Regions from separate parts of the Homo sapiens genome. Here region 1 is linked to region 2. A link is a loop called in an ENCODE intact Hi-C map of the cell type or tissue named here. Cell type or tissue: PC-9. All regions are shown on one strand. Links, peaks and the distances in the headings refer to the core of each region. The heading gives the core; the rest is flanking DNA.

Evidence for each region. Hi-C counts contacts between places; a loop is a spot of excess contacts. Peaks named below come from ENCODE experiments on the same cell type or tissue, not always from the same donor. Only the 100,000 strongest peaks of a DNase experiment are listed, where the experiment ranks them.
Region 1: a loop joins it to region 2, with 6 times the contacts of the local background. A loop is called at or near these places in 7 of 110 quality-filtered maps.

Annotation. Positions count from the first base shown.
Region 1 is chr7:74,307,200-74,317,493 of GRCh38, reverse strand. It overlaps CLIP2 (CAP-Gly domain containing linker protein 2), which reads right to left. Exons shown (of 17, transcript NM_003388.5): 2 at 1-14. Among named protein-coding and RNA genes, the nearest start is that of CLIP2, 23 kb to the right of the region's middle. RefSeq lists an enhancer at 8,943-9,581. In PC-9, for the core only: no CTCF peak of the experiment used is centred there; DNase peaks (open chromatin) are centred at 4,613 and 5,953; H3K4me3 peaks cover 1,243 bases; H3K27ac peaks cover 2,615 bases.
Region 2 is chr7:74,249,341-74,259,931 of GRCh38, reverse strand. It overlaps RFC2 (replication factor C subunit 2), which reads left to right and starts at 5,533. Exons shown (of 11, transcript NM_181471.3): 1 at 5,533-5,661; 2 at 7,434-7,503; 3 at 10,152-10,193. The coding sequence starts at 5,549. RefSeq lists enhancers at 4,075-4,124, 4,155-4,244, 5,140-5,219, 4,693-5,295, 5,630-5,859 and 3 more and a silencer at 5,460-5,579. In PC-9, for the core only: no CTCF peak of the experiment used is centred there; a DNase peak (open chromatin) is centred at 5,411; H3K4me3 peaks cover 2,872 bases; H3K27ac peaks cover 2,342 bases.

The DNA of each region.
Region 1 (10,294 bases), core at 6-8,005, 60 kb before region 2:
CCATCTTCACTCACCTGCGGGCAGAGACAGGAGAGATCACATCATCACTTCCCAATGGCCCCCAGACCCTCAAGGGCCATCAAGCAACACACATCCCTCCTGAGGTGGGCTGGACGAGGCAACACCCGATTTAACCTATCAGCTCACTGCTCCCGTTGCCGCACAGGCCAGATTCCCGCTCTCAGACTCACCATCCCAGCACGCACCCCCTCTACTGCATGGGCAGGACAAACACACAGAGAGGCTATTGCCTTACCCTCTTATATCCTGGTGTGCAGTTACCTGCCTCAACTCCACACCAGGCCGTCATCTAGCCATGACCTCTGCCTGCCTTCCCACCATTAAAGCTTTGTGTCTTTATTTATTTGGTTGCAGAAATTTATTACAATTGAAAGATGTTTCATCTTCTATCCCAAGAGCATCCATCAAACTGTTTGCAACAAAGACCACTTTTAGACTGGGTACAGTGGCCTGTCATCCCAGCACTCTGGGAGGCTGAGGCTGGTGGATCGCTTGAGCCCAGGAGTTTGAGGCTGCAGTGAGCTCCAGGGCACTCCAGCCTGGGTGACAGAGTAAAACCTTTTCAAAGCGTGAGCTGCATGCTGACTATGGTCATTAAAAGCCCTAAAAGGGGCCAGGTGCAGTGGCTGATGCCTGTAATCCCAGCACTTTGGGAGGCTGAGGCGAGTGGATCACTTGAGGTCAGGAGTTCAAGACCAGGCTGGCCAACATGGTGAAACCCTGTGTCTACTAAAAATACAAAAATTAGCCAGGCTTAGTAGCACATGCCTGTAGTCCCAGCTACTCGGGAGGTTGAGGCACAAGAATCACTTGAACCCAGGAGGCGGTGGTTGCAGTAAGCCGAGGTCACGCTGCTGCACTCCAGCCTGGACAACAGAGTGAGACTCTTGTCTCAAAAGAAAAAAAAAAAAAGCCCTAAAAGGGCTGGGGGCAGTGGCTCACACCTGTAATCCTAACACTTTGGGAGGCCAAGGTGGGAGGATTGCTTGAGGCCAGGAGTTCAAAACCAGCCTTGGTAGCGTAGCAAGACTTTGTCGCTACAGAAAATAAAAAATAAAAAATTAGCCAGGCGTGGTGGCGCATGCCTGTAGTCCCAGCTACTTGTGGGGCAAAGGTGGGAGGATTTTTTGAGCCTGAGAGGCCAAGGCTGCAGTGAGCTATGACGGCACCACTGCACTCCAGCCTGGGTGACAGAGCAAGACTCTGTCTCAAAACAAAAACAAAAACAAAAACAAAAAAATGCAGTCGTAAAATAGAACAAGATGATGTCCTTTGCAGGGACATGGATGGAGTTGGAAGCCATTATCCTCAGCAAACTAACACAGGAAAAGAAAACCAAACACCACATGTTCTCACTTGTAAGTCGGAGCTGGACAATGAGAACACATGGACACAGGGAGGGGAACAACACAATGGGGCCTGTTGTGGGGGCGGGGGGAGGGAGAGCATCAGGAAAAATAGCTGATGCATGCTGGGCTTAATACCTAGGTGATGGGTTGATAGGTGCAGCAAACCACCATGGCACACGTTTACCTATGTAACAAACCTGCACATCCTGCACATGTATCCCAGAATTTAAAATTTAAAAAAAAAAAAAAAAGGGCTGGGAGAGGTGGCTCACGCCTGTAATCCCAACACCTTGAGAGGCTGAGGTGGGCGGATCACCTGAGGTCAGGAGTTTGAGACCAGCCTGGCCAACGTGGCGGAAACCCCAACTCTGCTAAAAATACAAAAATTAGCTGGGCATGTTGGCGGGCACCTGTAATCCCAGCTACTCAGGAGGCTGAGGCAGGAGAATCACTTGAACCCAGGAGGAGGAGGCTGCAGTGAGCCGAGATCGCACCACTGCACTCCAGCCTGGGCAACAGAGTGAGGCTCCATCTCAAAAAAAAAGAAAAAAGAAAGAAAAGAAAAAAAGAAAAAACAAGGGCCAGGTGTGGTAGCTCATGTCTGTAATCCCAGCACTTTGGGGGGCCAAGGCAGGAGGATCACTTGAGCCCAGGAACTCAAGACCCACCTGGGCAACATAGTGAGACCCTGTTCTCTACAAATAATAAAAACAAAATATTTTTAAAAGGGCTAAAAGCAAAGATTACATATTAATCATGGCAAAAAAAAAAAGTGTGTGATGCTTGCTAGTACAGTAACCTCAGAATCAAAAGCTTTGTGTCTTTATTATTTTTTTAAATGTATTTTTGTGACGGACTCTCGCTCTCTCGCCCAGGCTAGAGCGCAGTGACAGCATCTCGGCTCACTGCAACCTCCACCTCCCAGGTTCAAGCCATTCTCCTGCCTCAGCCTCCCAAGTAGCTGGGATTACAGGCACCCGTCACCACGCCCGGCTAATTTTTGTATTTTTAGTAGAGACAGGGTTTTGCCATGTTGGCCAGACTGCTCTCAAACTCCTGACCTCAAGTGATCCTCCCGCCTCGCCTCCCAAAGTGCTGGGATTACAGGCGTGAGCCACCACGCCCGGCCAGCTTTGTGTCCTTATGATGAAGCACAGAAGAGCTTATAGGAGCACCAGCGCTTTACAAAAGGGACTCTGGAGAGGAGCAAAGCCTCCAGGCATGATGCTATCTGTTTAGGGGGTCAGGGGGCAGCAAGATGGGACTGGCTGCAGGGGGCCGGAGGGGTGGACAAGCCCCCCACCCCCAGGCCTCTTCCCCACTATCCTATACTCACAAACTTTCCTGCACCCAATGTTTCCAGAAGGCTCACCATGAGCCAGGCCCCATCTCTGCCCCAGAGCTGCAGGCAGGACTCGGCCTCTGCCCTGGGGAGCACCGTCCAATGGGGAGAGAAAATTCAGAGCACCATAGTCGGATGGAGGATTCCAGGCAAAAGCATCCTCATGTCTGGACCTCGGAAACACAGGAAATCTCTGATACAGGAGATGCCCTTGTCTGTCCAGCCATATCTGTGGTCACAGATTTTGAAGAAACCTTTTCTTCACTCATTTTGTTATTATTATTATTTTTAGAGACAGGGTTTTACTCTGTTGCCCAAGCTGGAGTGCAGTGTCATGATCTCAGCTCACTGCAACCTCTGCCTCCTGGGTTCAAGTGATTCTCTTGCCTCAGTCCCCTGAGTAGCTGGGACTACAGATATCTGCCACCATGCCTGGCTAATTTTTGTATTTTTTGTAGATGTGGGGTTTCACTATGTTGGCCAGGCTGGTCTTGAACGCCTGACCTTAAGTGATCCTCCCACCTCTGCCTCCCACAATGCAGGGATTACAGGCATGAGCCACCGCACCCGGTCCCTTTTCCCCAATTTTTTTTTTTTTTTTTGAGACAGAGTCACTTTGACACCCAGGCTGGAGTGCAGTGGCACGATCTTGGATCACTGCAACCTCCATCTCCTGGTTTCAAGCAATTCTTCTGCCTCAGCCTCTGAGTAAGTCAGACTACAGGCGCCCGCCACCAGGCCCGGCTAATTTTTGTATTTTAGTAGAGAGGGGGTTTCTGCCATCTTGGCCAGCCTGGTCTCAAACTGCTGACCTCAGGCAATTCTACCGCCTCGGCTTCCCAAAGTGCTGGGATTACAGGCATGAGCCACTGCTCCCAGCCTACATTTTCCCCATCCTTGGTTCATATGACTTATGTGGGTTGACCCGATTCCCACTCCTAGAGGGGATGCATAATGCAGGCCTGGCCATCAGAGAAGATCAGGTGAGGCGTCTCAGGGCCTAGGCTGTGGCTGAAACCTTTAGGAAGAATTCTCCCTGCTCTGGGGCTGCCTGGGTGTAGGATGGAAGCCAGAAGCTGCAGGGGCCATCCTGGTTACCGCATGGGAGAGCCTGCCAGGGAACGGTGCCAACACAGAGACAGCACAGCTGAGTCCCGAGGAGGGCCTAGATCCAGCTGAGCCTGAAGCTGGCCACTTGGGCTCTTCATTTTTTTTTTTTTTTGAGATGGAGTCTCACTCTGTCGCCCAGGCTGGAGTGCAGTGGCGCAATCTCGGCTCACTGCAAGCTCTGCCTTCCGGGTTCATGCCATTCTCCTGCCTCAGCCTCCCGAGTAACTGGGATTACAGGCACCTGCCACCATACCTGGCTAATTTTTTATATTTTTTAGTAGAGACGGGGTTTCACCATGTTAGCCAGGATGGTCTCGATCTCCTGACCTCATGATCTGCCCCCCTCGGCCTCCCAAAGTGCTGGAATTACAGGCGTGAGCCACTCCAGCTGGAGGCTGGAGTGCAGTGGTACAATTTCAGCTCACTGCAGCCTCAACCTCCCAGGCTCCCGAGTAGCTGGGACCACAGGTGCATGCCACCACCACCATCCCCTGCCCCGGCTAAGTTTACAAGTTTTTTGTAGAGACAGGGTCTCACTATGTTGCCCAGGCTGGTCCCAAACTCCTGGGGTAAAGCAATCCTCCCACCTCAGCCTCCCAAAGTGCTGGGATTACAGGTGTGTGCCACTGTACCTGGCCTTTTTTTTTTTCCTAAACCTATTTGAGGGACAATGTCATTTGCATTTCCAAAAAAATTCTGATGAATACAGATGCCAACCCACAATGCTCGCGTCAGGAATGTGCGTGAGGGCATCCGATGAGTCAGCAATGCTACTACCTGTCCTGGCACATCCGAGTGAAGGATCACTTCCTCCCTCAGACTGGCAGTTTTAAGAGCAGAGGAAAACAAGCTGCCCCCAGGCACACAGCAGTGGAGCCGACATGCCGGGGTGCGCCCACGAGAGCACTGGGCATGCCTGCCAGCCCTGGCCCTCAGGGCTGCTAAATCCAACATTCCAACGCCCCTGGTGCCCCGGGAATTCTGGGGGCCGGGAGTCAATCATGCTGGGGTACAAGGCTGCTCCCTTCGTCCTCAGAACCTGGCCCTCCTGGTGGCTTGTTCAATGAGGGAGCCGGACTGTGAGCTTTGGGCACAGCTCTCCGAGAGCTTGGTTAGGCTGGGTCAGCATTTCCAATGCCAGCAAAGGTGAGTGGGGATGGTCTCTGGTGACAGTAAATATCCCACCTTGTGGGTGACCAAATGAGCCTCCTGCTCCCGTGGCTCAGCTGGGGGACCCTCTCACCTAGGAATTCCAGATGCAGAGAAGGGAGAGCATTGCTGAGACTCAAGTGAGGTGCAAGGAACTCCCTCCGCCTCCTGACCCCCGCCCCCCCACCAGGGCCTCTTCTCTGCCCAAAATCCCTCCCACAGAGAAAACAGTTATAAATCGTATCTAATAACAAACTTTCATTATTTTATTTATTTATTTATTTGGAGACGGAGTCTTGCTCTGTCACCCAGGTGGTGCAATCTCAGCTCACTGCAATCTCCGCCTCCCAGGTTCAAGTGATTCTCCTGTTTCAGCCTCCCAAGTAGCTGGGACTACAGGCGTCCCATTGCCACCACATTGGCTAATTTTTGTATTTTTAGTAGAGATGGTGTTTCACCATGTTGGCCAGGCTGGTCTTGAACTCTTGACCTCAAATGATCCACCTGCCTCAGCCTCCCAAAGTGCTGAGATTACAGGTGTAAGCCATCATGCCTGGCCCGACTTGCATTCTTTTCTTTTTCTTTCTTTCTTTTTTTTTTTTTTTATTCTTGAGATGTGGTCTTGCTCTATCGCCCAGGCTGGAGTGCAGTGACACGATCATAGCTCACTGCAGCCTCCAACTCCTGGGCTCAAGCAATCCTCCCGTCTCAGCCTCCTGGATAGCTAGGACTACAGGTGCACCCTACCATGCCTGGCTAATTGTTTTTTATTTTTTGTAGAGACTGGGTCTAGCTACATTGCCCAGGCTGGTCTCAAACTCCTGGGCTCAAGCAATCCTCCTGCCTCTGCCTCTGGAAGTGCTGGGGTTACAGGTGTGAGCCACCACGCCCAGCCAGGGCTGGTATTCAGGAAACATAATGAACTCTGCAACTTGCTAAGAAGACAACAACCCAATTAAAAATGGGTGAAAGGTTTGAATATACATTTCACCGAAGAAGATATACAAACAGCCCATAAGCACATGAAAAGATGACTAACATCATTACTCATCCAGGCAATACAGATCAAAACAAGAGATACCACTTCCCATCAAGGGAAATGGCTAAAAATTTGAAAAGCTGACAATACCAAGTGCTGATGAGGATGCAGAACAACTGAAATGCTCGTAGTGTTGGTGGAAATAAAAAATGGTACAATCACTTCGGAAAACAGTTGGGCAGTTTCTTAAAAAGTTAAAAATAGTGGCCGAGTGCAGTGGCTCATGCCTGTAATCCCGGCACTTTGGGAGGCTGACGCGGGCAGATCACGAGTTCAGGAAATCGAGACCATTCTGGCTAACACAGTGAAACCCCATCTCTACTAAAAATACAAAAAATTAGCCGAGCGTGGTGGCAGACACCTGTAGTCCCAGCTACTCGGGAGGCTGAGGCAGGAGAATGGCGTGAACCCAGGGGGCAGAGCTTGCAATGAGCTGAGATCGCACCACTGCACTCCAGCCTGGGCAACAGAGCAAGACTCCGTCTCAAAAAAAAAAAAAAGTTAAAAATAGGAGCTCGAGGCAGGCAGATAGCTTGAGCCCAGGAGTTGGAGACCAGCCTGGGCAACATGGCGAAACCCCATCTCTACCAAAAATCCAAAAACAATTAGCAGGGCATGGTGGCGTGTGCCTGTGGTCCCAACTACCTGGAAGGCTGAGGCACAAGAATCGCTTGAACCCAGGAGGCAGAGGTTGCAGTGAGCCAAGATTGTGCCACTGCACTCTAGCCTGGATGACAAAGTGAGACCTTGTCTCAAAAAAAAAAAAAGAAAGTTAAAAATACACCTCCCATATAACCCAACCACCCAAGAGAAGCAAAAATATGTGTCCATAGAAAGTTTTATAAACAAGTGTTCATACCAGCTTTACTCATAACAGCCCAAAAGTAAAATCTCCATCAACCAGTGCCTGTACAAACAAAAGTAGGGCAGCTGTTTTTCATTTTAATTTTATTTTTATTTTTGAGACAGGGTCTCACTCTGTCACCCAGGCTGAGTGTAGTGGTGCAATCATGGTTCACTGCAGCCTGGAAGTTCCTGGGCTCAAGTGATCCTCCCACCTCAGCTTCCTGGGTAGCTGGGACCAAAGGCGAGTGCTACCATGCCCAGCTAACTTTTTATTTTTTGCAGCTGGAGTCTCACTATGTTGCCAAAGCTAGTCTCGAACTCCTGGACTGAAAGGATCCTCCTGCCTCAGCCTACCAAAGTGCTGAGATTACAGGATTGAGCCGCCATGACCAGTCTTCATTTTTATTTTAGAACAGAGACAGGTCTCTGTCACCCAGGCTGGAGTGTGGTGGCATGATCATGGCTCACTGCAGCCTCGACCTCCTGGGCTCAAAGAATCCTCCCACCTCAGCCTCCCCAGTAGGGGACTACAGGCATGCGCCATCACGCCTGGCTGAACTTTTTTTTTTTTTTTTTTTTTTTTTTTTTTTTTTTTTTTTTTGTAGAGACAGGGTCTTGCCATATTGCCCAAGCTGGTCTTGAACTCCTGGACTCAAGCAATTCCCCCCACCTCAGCCTCCCAAAGTGCTGGGATTAAAGGTATGAGCCACCATGCCTGGCCCAAAGTGGTATATTTATATAATAGAATACTTCTTAGCAATAAAGAACTACTGATATGTGCAACATAGATGAATGCTTTTTTTTTTTTTTTGAGATGGAGTCTCGCTCTGTCACCCAGGTTCAAGCGATTCTCCCGGGTTCAAGCGATTCTCCTGTCTCCACCTCCCAAGTAGCTGGAACTACAGGTGTGTGCCACCACGCCCGGCTAATTTTTGTATTTTTAGTAGAGACAGGGTTTCACTATGTTGACCAGGCTGGTTTCGAACTCCTGACCTCAGGTGATCCACCCGCCTCAGCCTCCCAAAGTGCTGGGATTACAGGCGTGTGCCACCACGCCCGGCCGGATGAATGTTTAAAACATTTTGCTAAGTAGAAGAAACTAGACACGAAGGACTCCATATTGTATGAATCCGTTCATATGAAATTTCAAAACCGTATACACAGAATGCAGATTAGTGGTTGCCTGGGCCTGGAAACACAGATTGGCTGCAAATGGGCACAGAGAACTTTCTGGGTAGTAGAAATGTCCTAAAACTGGGGTGTGGTGATAGTTGCACAACTCTATGTTTATACTAGAAGTCATCAAACCATACAATTAATTTTTAGTAGAGACGGGGTTTCATCATGTTGGCTAGGTTGGTCTCAAACTCCTGACCTCAGGTGACCCACCTGCATTGGCCTCCCCAAGTGCTGGGATTACAGGTGTGAGCCACTATGCTGGGCCCAAACCATACACTTAAGATGGGAGAGGCCGGGCATAGTGGCTTATACCTGTAATCCCAGCACTTTGGGAGGCCGAGGTGGGTGAATTGCTGGAGCTCAGGAGTTTGAGACCAGCCTGGGCAACATGGCGAAAATCTATCTCTACAAAATAATACAAAATGTAGCCAGGTGTGGTGGTGCATGCCTGTAGTCCGAGCTACTGGGGAGGCTAAGGTGAGAGGATTGCTTCAGCCCAGGAGGTTGAGGCTGCAGTGAGCTGTGATCACACTACCACACTCCAGCCTGGGTGACAGAGTGAGACCCTGTCTCTAAAAAAGTTAAAAAAATTTTTTAAAAAGGGCCGGGCATGGTGGCTCACGCCTGTAATCTCAGCACTTTGAATACACATTTCACCAAAGAAGATATATAAACAGCCCATAAGCACATGAAAAGACGGCCGAGGCAGGCAGATCACTGAAGGTCAGGAGTTTGAGACCAGCCCGGCCAACGTGGTGAAACCCTGTCTCTACTAAAAATACAAAAATTAGCTGGGCGTGGTGGCACACACCTGTAGTTCCAGCTACTTGGGAGGTGGAGGCAGGAGAATCGCTTGAACCCGGAAGGCGGAGGTTGCAGTGAGCTGACATCGCACCACCATGCTCCAGCCTGGGCAACAAAGCGAGACTCCATCTCAAAATAAATAAATATAAATAAATAAACAAACTAGATTATGAATGAATGAATGAATGATACTTACCCAAGAGGTGAGAAGTCCAGGACACCATTCTCACCTCCTTAGGACATAGCACTCAGGTCTGAGTGGCTTGTGGTGATCAGCCCAGCTGGTCAGACACCACAGGTCATCACACAGCCGGTCTGGCCTCCCAACCAGCCAGCATCCCCTCTGAGGCAGAGATCAGGCGTGAGAACCCTGTCCCTGGCACTGGAGGCTCCTGCAGATGACCCTGCAGTCCTTACCACCCGCCTGACACTGTCCCACCTCCCAGAGGCCACCTGTGTCTTTTCTCCCACCTGCTTCACTTCTCCTATTTGCATTACCTACTGACACCTAGCCTGATGCCACCTCCTCCAGGAAGTCTCTCAGGACCTTCGGCCCACAGAGACCTCAGGATCACATGTGGAGCCAAGGAGGAGAGAGTATGCTGTTCTTGTCTGTCTTCGTCATGCCACCTGGGAGCTTACAGGCAACTTCAGGCAGGGCCATAGTCTCTCCTCTCTGGGAACCCAGCCTGAGCCATGGTGCCTGGCACAGAGCCATGATCTGGAATTCCCACGACAACACACCTACAGCCGCCCAGAGGACACAAATCCCCAGAAACACTACTCCCAGGGAACGCTCCCAAAATTAACCTCCAGCCCTCCTGAACCACCCCCCAGCAGCCTCCAGTATGAAGAACCTACTGTTGCCGGGCACGGTGGCTCATGCCTGTAATCCCAGAACTTTGGGAGGCTGAGGCGGGCAGATCACAAGGTCAGGAGTTTGAGACCAGCCTGGCCAACAGAGTGAAACCCTGTCTCTACTAAAAATACAAAAAAATTAGCCAGGCATGGTGGTGGGCACCTGTAGTCCCAGCTACTAGGGAGGCTGAGGCAGGAGAATCACTTGAACCCAGGAGGCGGAGGTTGTGGTGAGCCGAGATGGTGCCATTGCACTCCAGCCTGGGCGACAGATCGACACTCAAACAAAACAAAACCAAAAACAAAAAAACGAACCTACTGTCTACCAGGCATTGCACGAATGTGGCCTCATGTCCTCCCCAGCCCCTGCACAAGGCAGAGGTCCTCTGACAGGTGGAGCTTCCCGAGTGCAGAGAAGTTCGGGGACTCAAAGTCACACACTGCTAAGTGGCTGTCCTGGAATCAGACCCGGGTCTGGCCCTTCCCTACCTCCCATCCTGCCGAGCCCAGCCCTGGAATAACATTTGTGAGCCCCCTGGCCTCTGGGGACAGCGTCCGCCTGCCACGGCTCACAAAGGAAACCAAAGAGCTGGCAGG
Region 2 (10,591 bases), core at 1,952-9,951:
TGTGGGGCCTCTCTCTGGGCCACTACAGGCAATGAGGATACAATGGGAACAGGACAGAGAAAGTTCCTTTTCTCAAAGAATTTTCATTTTAGTGGGGAAACAAACAGTAAACAAGGCAACAAATCCAGCTAAATATAGATTGTGGGTAAGAAAAATAATAAACAAACAGGGGCTGGGCTCAGTGGCTCACACCTGTAATCCCAGCACTTTGGGAGGCTGAGGCAGGAGGATCGCTGGAGCCCAGGAGTTGAAGACCAGCTTGGGCAACAAGGTGAGACCACGTCTCTACAAAAAATTAACAGATTGGCCAGGCATGGTGGCATGTGCCTATGGTCCCAGCTACTCAGGAGGCTGAGGTGGGAGGATCACTTGAGCCCAGGAGGTCAAGGCTGCAGTGAGCTATGATCACGCCACTGCACTCCAGCCTGGGCAATACAAAAAGACCAACTCAAAAAAAAAAAAAAAAAAGAGAGAGAGAGAGAGAAAGAAAGAAATAAACATGGTGTTAGTGTAGGGAGCAATGGGAGGCAGAACAGGATATTAGGTGGTCCTTCCAGGCAAAGCCAATAGGCGTTCAAATCTCAGATTGGGGGTTCACATCTCTGGCCAAATGCCCCTTCCCATCAAAGCCCTTCCTGACCTCCCAAGTGAGGTGTTAGCCTATTGCTGATATCCTAACAACCCACCAATCCCTTTTCTGACACTGATCATAATTTTTTTTTATTTATTTTATTTTATTTGTGAGACGGAGTTTTGTTCTCGTCGCCCAGGCTGGAGTGCAGTGGCACAATCTCAGCTCACTGCAACCTCTGCCTCCCGGGTTCAAACAATTCTCCTGCCTCAGCCTCCCAAGTAGCTGGGATTACAGGTATGCGCCACCACGCCCTGCTAATTTGGTGTTTGCAATAGAGATGGGGTTTCTCCATGTTGGTTGGGCTGGTCTCGAACTCCCGACCTCAGGTGATCTGGCCGCCTCAGCCTCCCAAAGTGCTGAGATTACAGGCGTGAGCCACTGCACCCGACCCATAATTACATTGAAATAAACATAACATTGGCCGCTTGCTGTCAGTTTCCCTCCCTACAATGGAAGCTCCTGTGCCCCTCCCAGCCGCTCTAGGCACTCAGTCAATATTTGTTAAAGGCAGAAAACGTGCTGCTTACATGATTTCCAACCAGCTTCTGAATTCCATAAATCTAATCAGAGCAATACCCGGGGACAAATTTTACCCAGATGAGACACCCTTATACTGTAGATATATCTAGGAAATGTTTTTTCTGTACACACTGTGCCTCTCAATATTGAAAATGCTACAAAGTGCTCGCTTCGGCAGTGCACAGACTAAAACTGGAACGACACAGAGAAGATGAGCAGGGCACCTAATTTTAAAAATGCTAACGAAAATGTTAGAAAAACCATAAATGGGGCTGGGCGCAGTGGCTCACGCCTGTAATCCCAGCACTTTGGGAGGCCGAGGCGGGTGGATCACAAGGTCAGGAGATCGAGACCATCCTGTCTAACATGGTGAAACCCCATCTCTACTAAAAATACAAAAAAAAAAAAAAAAAAAAATTAGCCAGTCGTGGTGGCAGGCGCCTGTAGTCCCAACTACTCGGAAGGCTGAGGCATGAGAATGGCATGAACCCGGGAGGTGGAGCTTGCAGTGAGCCGAGATCGCACCACTGCACTCCACGCTGGGTGACAGAGCAAGACTCCGTCTCAAAAAAAAGAAAAAAGAAAAACTATAAATGGGATGGAAGACCGCAGTGCCTGAAACACTTATTTAAATGATAGCATCACCATTTAAAAACAAAAATTAGTCAGGTGCGATGGCTCCCACCTGTAATCCCAGCACTATGGGAGGCAGAGGTAGGTGGATCACTTGAGCCCAGGAGTTCGAGACCAGCCTGGCCAACATGGTGAAACCCTGTCTCTACTAAAAATACAAAAATTAGCCGGGCATGGTGGCATGCACCTGTAATCCCAGCTACTCTGGAGGCTGAGACAGGAAAATCTATTCAACCTAGGAGGCAGAAGTTGCAGTGAGCCGATATCATGCCACTGTGCTCCAGCCTGGGTGACGGAGTGAGACCCCATCTCAAAAAATAAATAAAGGCTGGGCATGGTGGCTCACGCCTGTAATCCCAGCACTTTGGGAGGCTGAGGTGGGCGGATCACCTGAGGTCGGGAGTTTGAGACCAGCCTGACCAACATGGTGAAACACCGTCTCTACTAAAAATACAAAATTAGCTGGGTGTGGTGGCACATGCCTGTAATCCCAGCTACATGGGAGGATGAGCCAGAAGAATTGCTTGAGCCCGGGATGCGGAAGTTGCAGTGAGCCGAGATCATGCCATTGTACTCCAGCCTGGGTAACAAGATCGAAACTCCATCTCAAAATAAAAAAAAAATAAAAACAAAAACAAAAAATAGCTTAAAATCACAAAGAAATCCACTTGAAAACAAATAATAAATTTTCTTTTTTTTTTTTTGAGATGGAGTTTCGCTCTTGTTGCCCAGCTAATTTTTGTATTTTTACTACAGATGGGGTTTCACCATGCTGGCCAGGCTGGTCTTGAACTCCTGACCTCGTGATCGGCCCTCCTCGGCCTCCCACAGTGCTGGGATTACAGGCGTGAGCCACCGACCTGGCCTAAATTTTCTTTTTTTTATAGAGATAGGAGTCTTGCTACATTGCCCAGGTTGGGCTCAAACGCCTGGTCTCAAGCGATCCTCCCGCCTGGGCCTCCCAAAGTGCTGAGATTACTGGCATGAGCCACCAGGCCCAGACTAAGATAATGAACTTTTAAAATTCAATGTAAACAAGGCAAACAGCATCAAGTGTGCATGACATTCTGGGCCAATGGAGGCTGGAGTGGGCAGAGAGAAAACCAGGCTATCCTGTAGTCCTGATCTTGGCACGCCAGCAGATTTTCAGCCTTACATCCTGCAACATAACTCAGGAAGTAAGCTAACGGTGAAAGTCAAGGTGTCATTCAAACTAAGATGTGTTGCCTGACTTCTCTGACAATTTGATTGGAAGCCTCTGGATTTGGGGAAAGAGGATTTTGGTTTCAATTTTATTTCCTTTCTACATGCTTCCTCTTGGTGTATAACTGCCTTGCCCTCTTGTGATGACAGTCTGGGAGCTTAGCCTCAGTGTGTATTTAATTTCCTGAGATTTGAAGGATTTGCTGGGAGGAATTCTCCGTGGCTACTCTATGCCCTTTCACAAGAGCCTGTGGTTTCCCCAGCACTCCCTGGTTCCCCAACATTGCTGTTTTTCAGTCCCAGGGGAGCGGCTGGAGTTTTTAAGTTCTGAGCTCTGTTTGGGCCCAAGTCCAATAGGTCACAAAAGGCTCAGTCTAAAAAAAAGAAATGTCCTGACAGTGCAGCTTTGCCCTAAGAGTCACCTCCATCTCTGGTTCTCCTGGCATTCCATCAGTTAGAGGAGAGCCCTAGCAGCGCCAAAAGGCCTCCTGTAGAGTGGGGGTTTTTGGAGAATTATGAAAGGAACCGTGTTCTGTACTTATTAAAAATTAGTTTCTAAACTGTGTTATGTGATGGGAGGGATGTGTGTCATAGTGATTACAAGGAAAACATGAAGATTACAAAGGAACAATCCTATGGAAAAACCGCGGAGACATTTCAAGAAAAGTGTATATTTCAAGAGGAGTGTGTATTTTCTCCTCCGGAAAAATAAAAGACCTGTGAATAATGATTGAAAAAACAGACAAGACCGCTCCATCAGTTTAAAGGGGGAATAGGGGAGAGATGGCCAATTCAAACATTTTTTCCAAATTACATGGAAAGAAAAACACTGTGTTAAGTTGTGAATCTGTATACGTTAATACTATCGTTAAAACCAACTGCTTGGCCAGACGCGGTGGCTCACACCTGTAATCCCAGCACTTTGGGAGGCTGAGGCAAGCGGATCACTTGAAGTCAGGAGTTTGAGACCAGCCTGGTCAACGTGGCGAAACCCCATCTCTACTGAAAATACAAGTATTAGCCAGGTGTGGTGGCACACGCTTGTAGTCCCAGCTACTCGGGAGGTTGAGGCAGGAGAATCACTTGAACCTGGGAGCCTGACATTGCAGTGAGCTGAGATCACACCACTGTACTCCAGTCTGGGTGACAGAGTGAGACTCCATCTCAAAAACAAAAAACAAGAAACAAAACAAAGAATGGTCAAAGCACTTGTGAATCTGAAGTACCTACTTTCTTTTCTTCTTATTTTTTTAGAAACAGGATTTCACTCTGTCCCCCGGGGCTGGAGTACATTGACTTGATCATGGTTCACTGTGGCTTCAACCTCATGGGCTCAACCGATTCTCCTGCCTCAGCCTCCCGAGTAACTGGGACTACTGTCGCGTACCACCACAACTGGATAATTTAAAAAATTTTTTTTGTAGAGATGGGGTCTCACCATGTTGCCCAGGCTGGTCTCAAACTCCTCGGCTTGAGGGATCCTCCCACCTTAGCCTCCCAAAGTTCTGGGATCATCATTATTGAATATTATGACAATTTGGGCTATGGGAGGAAAGATTGGGTAGAAAAACAGCCCATAAGAATGCTCAAAACCCTTGCAAGGTTGAAGTATTTACTTTTTCTTTTTTGAGACAGGGTCTTGCTGCAGACCAGGTTGGAGTGCAGTGGTGTGATCAGAGATCACTGCAGCCTGCACCTCCTGGGCTCAAGCACTCCTCCGCCTCAGCTTCCTGAGTAGCTGGAACTGCAGGTGCGCGCCACCACGCCCGGCTACTTTTTTAATTTTTATTTTTGTAGAGACGGGGATCTCACTTTGTTGCCCAGGCTGGTCTCGAACTCCTGGGCTTAATCGCTCTTCCGGTCTCTGTCCCCCAAAGTGCTGGGATTAGAGGGGTGAGCCACCGCACCGGCCTTGAGTCCCTATTTTCCTGGAATGAACATTGCATTTCATCTGACAAAAGGACGGTTTCAGTTTCCTCCTCTGCAAAATGGGGTGGGGGTGGAATTCCCATCTTGCAGCCGAGAATTCCCTGATAATAAACGTCGAGTACCGAGCGCGGTTGAGGCGCAGGAGCCTACCCAACGGGAGCAGCTCACTAGGACATTCAGAGCAATCTGGAAAAGTGGGCACGGGCAGCCCCAGACGTCATCCCCGGACCCCGCTGCCCAGCAGCGCCCGGACGCCAGCGTTGTCCGTGTCCCAACACCGAAGCCCGCGTTTGGCCGCAACCCCTCCAGGCCCTGCTCCTCCCACGCCGCCGCGGAGCGGATCTTCCACAGAAACCACACACAAACGTCCGTTCCGAGAGCGACCTGCTTTCTCGGAAGGCGTCGCGGCCACAGCTCGCCTTCCTGTCGCTCCCAGGCCGGGCGCCAGGTCTCCCATAGCAACCGCGGCCTCCAGCGATGGCCGCCAGGGCACCACCGGAACCCTCTTCGCAGGCACAGAGAGGCGCGGGTACGTAACTTCCGCTCGCGCCCGGCGGAAGCCAGGGGGCGGGGCTTGCGTGGCGGCGTCAAGGGGCGGTGCCTCGGGTGGCGGGAAGAGGAGGCGCGAGAATGGAGGTGGAGGCCGTCTGTGGTGGCGCGGGCGAGGTGGAGGCCCAGGACTCTGACCCTGCCCCTGCCTTCAGCAAGGCCCCCGGCAGCGCCGGCCACTACGAACTGCCGTGGTGAGGTCCCAGGCCGTAAAGAATGGGCGCGTTTGGACGTGAGGGTGGGCGAGTGGCGGGCCGTGCTCCGGAGAAACTCGGGGGTCAGGGGCTCGTTTTGGGGAATCCCGAGGGAGGAGGAGGCCCCGGGTGGCATCGAGATGATTTCAAGAAGGCGACGGACATGGATCGAGAGTGGCCGGTCTAAACTCTGCGAGCGGAGTCTCGCTCACTACAATGCTTATGACAATTAGGGCTACCCCGGGTGGCCACCTACTCTGACCTAGTTGGTTTTTTCAAAAGTTTTTGTGTATAGTAGTGTATGACCTAGTGTTTTCAAAAACTTCAATCTTTTAAAAAAAATATCGATTACATGTTGAAAATAATATTTTGACTGTTAGGTTCAATAACATTTACATTTGAAATTTTTTTAAAAAAATCAAGACGGGGGTTTTGCTGTGTTGCCCAGGCTGATGTCCAGCTCCTTGGCTCAAGTGATCCCCCTGCCTCAGCCTCCTAAGTAGATGGGACTACAGGCACGCACCACCATGCCCAGTTAATTTTTTTTTTTTAGATGGAGTCACACTTTGTCACACAGGCTGGAGTGCAGTGGTGTGATTTCTGCTCACTACAACCTGCATCTCCCTGGTTCAATCAATTCTGCCTCAGCCTTCCTAGTAGCTGGGATTACAGGCATGTACCATCACACCCTGCTAATTTTGTGTTTTTAGTAGAGGCTGGGTTTCACCATGTTGGCCAGGCTGGTCTCGAAGTCCTGATCTCAAGTGATCCGTCCGCCTCGCCTTCCCAAAGTGCTGGGATTACAGGCATGAGCCACTGTACCCAGCCTAGGCCTACGGTGTCTAGCCAGCTATGCTGTGTATTTGGCACACGTCTGCAGAAACTGGCAGGTAATCCTTGCCTGGCATGGTGGCTCACGCCAGTAATCCCAGCACTTTGGGAGGCTGAGGTGGGCAGATCACCTGAGGTTGGTAGTGACCCAAGATCGCACCATTGCACTCCAGCCTGGGCAACAAGAGCAAAACTCTGTCTCCAAAAAAAAAAAAAAGAAAAGAAACTGGCAGGTAAGGGATGAGAAAGGAGCTTGGTTGCACCCATGTTGTCACACCAAATGATGTCAGTGCTGTATGTGCTGGGCCTCTTGTGACGGGCGGACAGGGTTGCAGCACAGTGTCACATTGCTCCAGATGACCTGTGCTGGCCGTGCTCCAGCAGCAACAGGTGTTTCTCTGCTGTGGCAGGTTTGAAGCCTATGCTGTACAATTCTCATGCCTTTAACTTTTCAAATGGCACTTGGGCATCTTATTACATTTTATTTATTTATTATTTATTTTTGAAACAGAGTCTCACTCTGTAGCCCGGGCTGGAGTATAGTGGCATGCATGATCTCAGCTCACTGCAACTTCTGCCTCCCAGGTTCGAGCTACTGTGCCTTAGCCTCCCAAGTAGCTGGGATTACAGACGCACACCACCACATCCAGCTAATTTTTGTATTTTAAGTAGAGATGAGGTTTCACCATGTTGGCCAGACTGGGCTCAAACTCCTGACCTCAATTGATCCACCCGCCTCAGCCTCACAAAGTGCTAGGATTACAGGTGTGAGCCACTGCGCCTGGCTGTCATCTTATTACATTTAAAACTTGCAACCATTTGGCATAGTTGTACTGAATGTATGTAATTTTTTAACAAAGCTCTCAGGATAACCCTTAGGTGCTTTTTGTGGGGTAGTGTGAAGATAACCATGTCAGCATTTTTATGCATTTTCTTAACAGGGTTGAAAAATATAGGCCAGTAAAGCTGAATGAAATTGTCGGGAATGAAGACACCGTGAGCAGGCTAGAGGTGAGTGGCTTTTTTTTTTTTTGAGACAGAGTCTCGCTCTGTCGCCCAGGCTGGAGTGCAGTGGTGCGATCTCCGCTCACTGCAAGCTCCGCCTCCCGGGTTCATGCCATTCTCCTGCCTCAGCCTCCCCAGTAGCTGGGACTACAGGTGCCCACCACCACACCCAGCTAATTTTTTGTATTTTTAGTAGAGACGGGGTTTCACCGTGTTAGCCAGGATGGTCTCAATCTCCTGACCTCATGATCCTCCCGCCTCGGCCTCCCAAAGTGCTGGGATTACAGGCGTGAGCCACCACACCTGGCCTTTTTTTTTTTTTTTTTTTTTTTTTTTGAGATGGAGCCTCCCTCTGTCGCCCAGGCTGGAGCGCATTGGCGTAATCTGGCCTCTCTGCAAGCTCTGCCTGCTGGGTTCACGCCATTCTCCTGCCTCAGCCTCCGGAGTAACTGGGACTACAGGCGCCCGCCACCATGCCTGGCTAATTTTTTTTGTATTTTTAGTAGAGATGGGGTTTCACCGTGTTAGCCAGGATGGTCTCGATCTCCTGACCTCGTGATCTGCCCACCTCGGCCTCCCAAAGTGCTGGGATTACAGGCGTGAACCACCGCGCCCGGCCTTTTTTTTTTTTTTTTTTGAGATGGAGTCTCGCTCTGTCGCCCAGGCTGGAGTGCAGTGGCGCCATCTCAGCTCACTGCAAGCTCCGCCTCCTGGGTTTAAGCAATTCTTCTGCCTCAGCCTCCCCAGTAGCTGGGACTACAGGCACACGCCACCACGCCTGGCTAATTTTTTTATTTTTAGTAGAGATGGGGTTTCACCGTGTTGGCCAGGCTGGTCTTGAACTCCTGACCTCGTGATCCGCCTGCCTCGGCCTCCCAAAGTGCTGGGATTACAGGCGTGAGCCACCACGAGCGGCCTTGAGTAGGTTTTTAAAAGATGACCTAAGGCTGGGCACAGTGGCTTACACCTGTAATCCCAGCACCTTGGGAGGCTAAGGCGGGCAGATTACTTGAGGCCAGGTGTTTGAGATCAGCCTGGGCAATGTGGTGAAACCAGTCTCTACGAAAAAATTTAAGAATGAGCTGGGTGTGGTGGCACATGCCTGTAGAGTCTGAGGTTCAAACTGGGCATGGTGACAAGTGCCTGTAATCCCAGCTACTCGAGGCCAAGGCAGGAGGATCCCTTGAGCCCAGGAGTTTGACGCTGCAGTGAGCTATGATCACGCCACTGCACTCTAGCCTAGGTGACAGAGTGGACACCCTTACTTTGAGAAACAAAAAGAGTTTGGGCTTCATAGTGAGGGCAGGGAGGAGTCAAGGATTTCAGTTAGGGAAAAATGTTTTAATAGGGCCGGGTGTGGTGGCTCACACCTGTAATCCCAGCACTTTGGGAGGCCAAGGCGAGTGGATCACCTAAGGTCAGGAGTTCACGACCAGCCTGGCCAACATGGCAAAACCCCGTCTCTACTAAAAATAAAAATTAGGCAGGCATGGTGGTGGGCGTCTGTAATCCCAGCTACTCAGGAGGCTGAGGCAGGAGAATCGCTTGAACCCGGGAGGCGGAGGTTGCAGTGAGCCGAGATTGTGCCATTGTACTCCAGCCTGGGCAACAAGAGCAAAGCTCCATCTCAAAAAAAAAAATGTTTTAATAGGTGTGTACTTTAGGAAAGTGGTCGTGGTTACAGGATGGGAAATGGATTTGAATGGGAGCATGGAGACCACTTAATGGCCCATTGATAGCAATCAGACGAGATAATGGGCTTAAGAAAGTGGTAGCCGGGATGGAGAGAAGGGATGGAGAGAAGTAAAGGACGCTGGAGACGAAGGAGGAGGATGGTGAAGCCCTGGTTATTGAAGTACTCAGGGTGAGGATGAGGCCAAACCAAGATGATGGCAACCTCAACTTCATGGCATAGACAGTCCATGGTGGGAAACATGGGTGGGGCCTCAGGTTTGTACAGGAGAATGAAGTGTTCAGTTTTGAAGATGCCGAGGTGAGTACCTGTAGTCCCAGCTACTCGGGAGGCCAAAGCAGGAGGATCACTTGAGCCTGGGAATTGGAGGCTGCGGTGAGCCTTGATCACACCACTGCACTCCAGCCTGGGTGACAGCCAGAGTGCATCTCTAAAAGAATAAAAAGAACTTGAGGTGAGAGTTCCATGGGGCATCCAGTCCATGTGGATAAATTTGTAGCCACGTTTACTACACAGGCTGTGTAGCTGGGGAGATTCAGCTCCTAAAGCTTACAAATTAACCAGGTTTTGTGTTTTTTTTTTTTTGTTTTTGAGACAGGGTCCCACTCTTTCCCAGGCTGGAGTGCAGTGGTGCAGTCACAGCTCACTGCGGCCTCCACTTCTCAGGCTCAACCGATCCTCCCATTTTAGCCTCCCGAGTAGCTGGGAGTACAGGAGCACACCACCACACCTGGCTAATTTTGTTTATTTTTTGAGGAGACAGAGTCTCACTGTGTTGCCCAGGCTGGCCTCAGGCCTCAAGTGATTGTCCTGCCTTGGCCTCCCAAACTGCTAGGATTACAGGCCTGAGCCATTGTGCTCAGCCGAGTTTTAACCTGCTTGTTTGTTCTTTTTTCTATCTTTTTTATGTAGTCATCCAGAAGCAAGTTTTAACCGGTTTTAATGATCATTTTCGCCGTAGGTCTTTGCAAGGGAAGGAAATGTGCCCAACATCATCATTGCGGTGAGTACCCAGCCCTGGGCCTGTTGAGTGTCTCCATGTCTCATCCCACTGTCCGCTGAACTGCTTTCTTGTGCACAGCGCTGCCTCCCTGGAGAGCCCCTTCCCATTCCCCCGGCAAAGGGAAGTGTTTCACTCTAGTTGGGAGGCCTGGGGTTGGTTGCTGTATTTTTTTTTATTTATTTATTTATTTTTTTTTCTGAAACGGAGTCTCACTCTGTCACCCAGGCTAGAGTGCAGTGGTGCAATCTCTGCTCACCGCAACCTCTCCCTCCCAGGTTCAAGCGATTCTTGTACCTCAGCCTCCCGACTAGCTGGGATTACAGGTGCCTGCCATCACGCCCAGCTAAGTTTTGTATTTTTAGTAGAGACGGGGTTTCGCCATGTTGGCCAGTCTGGTC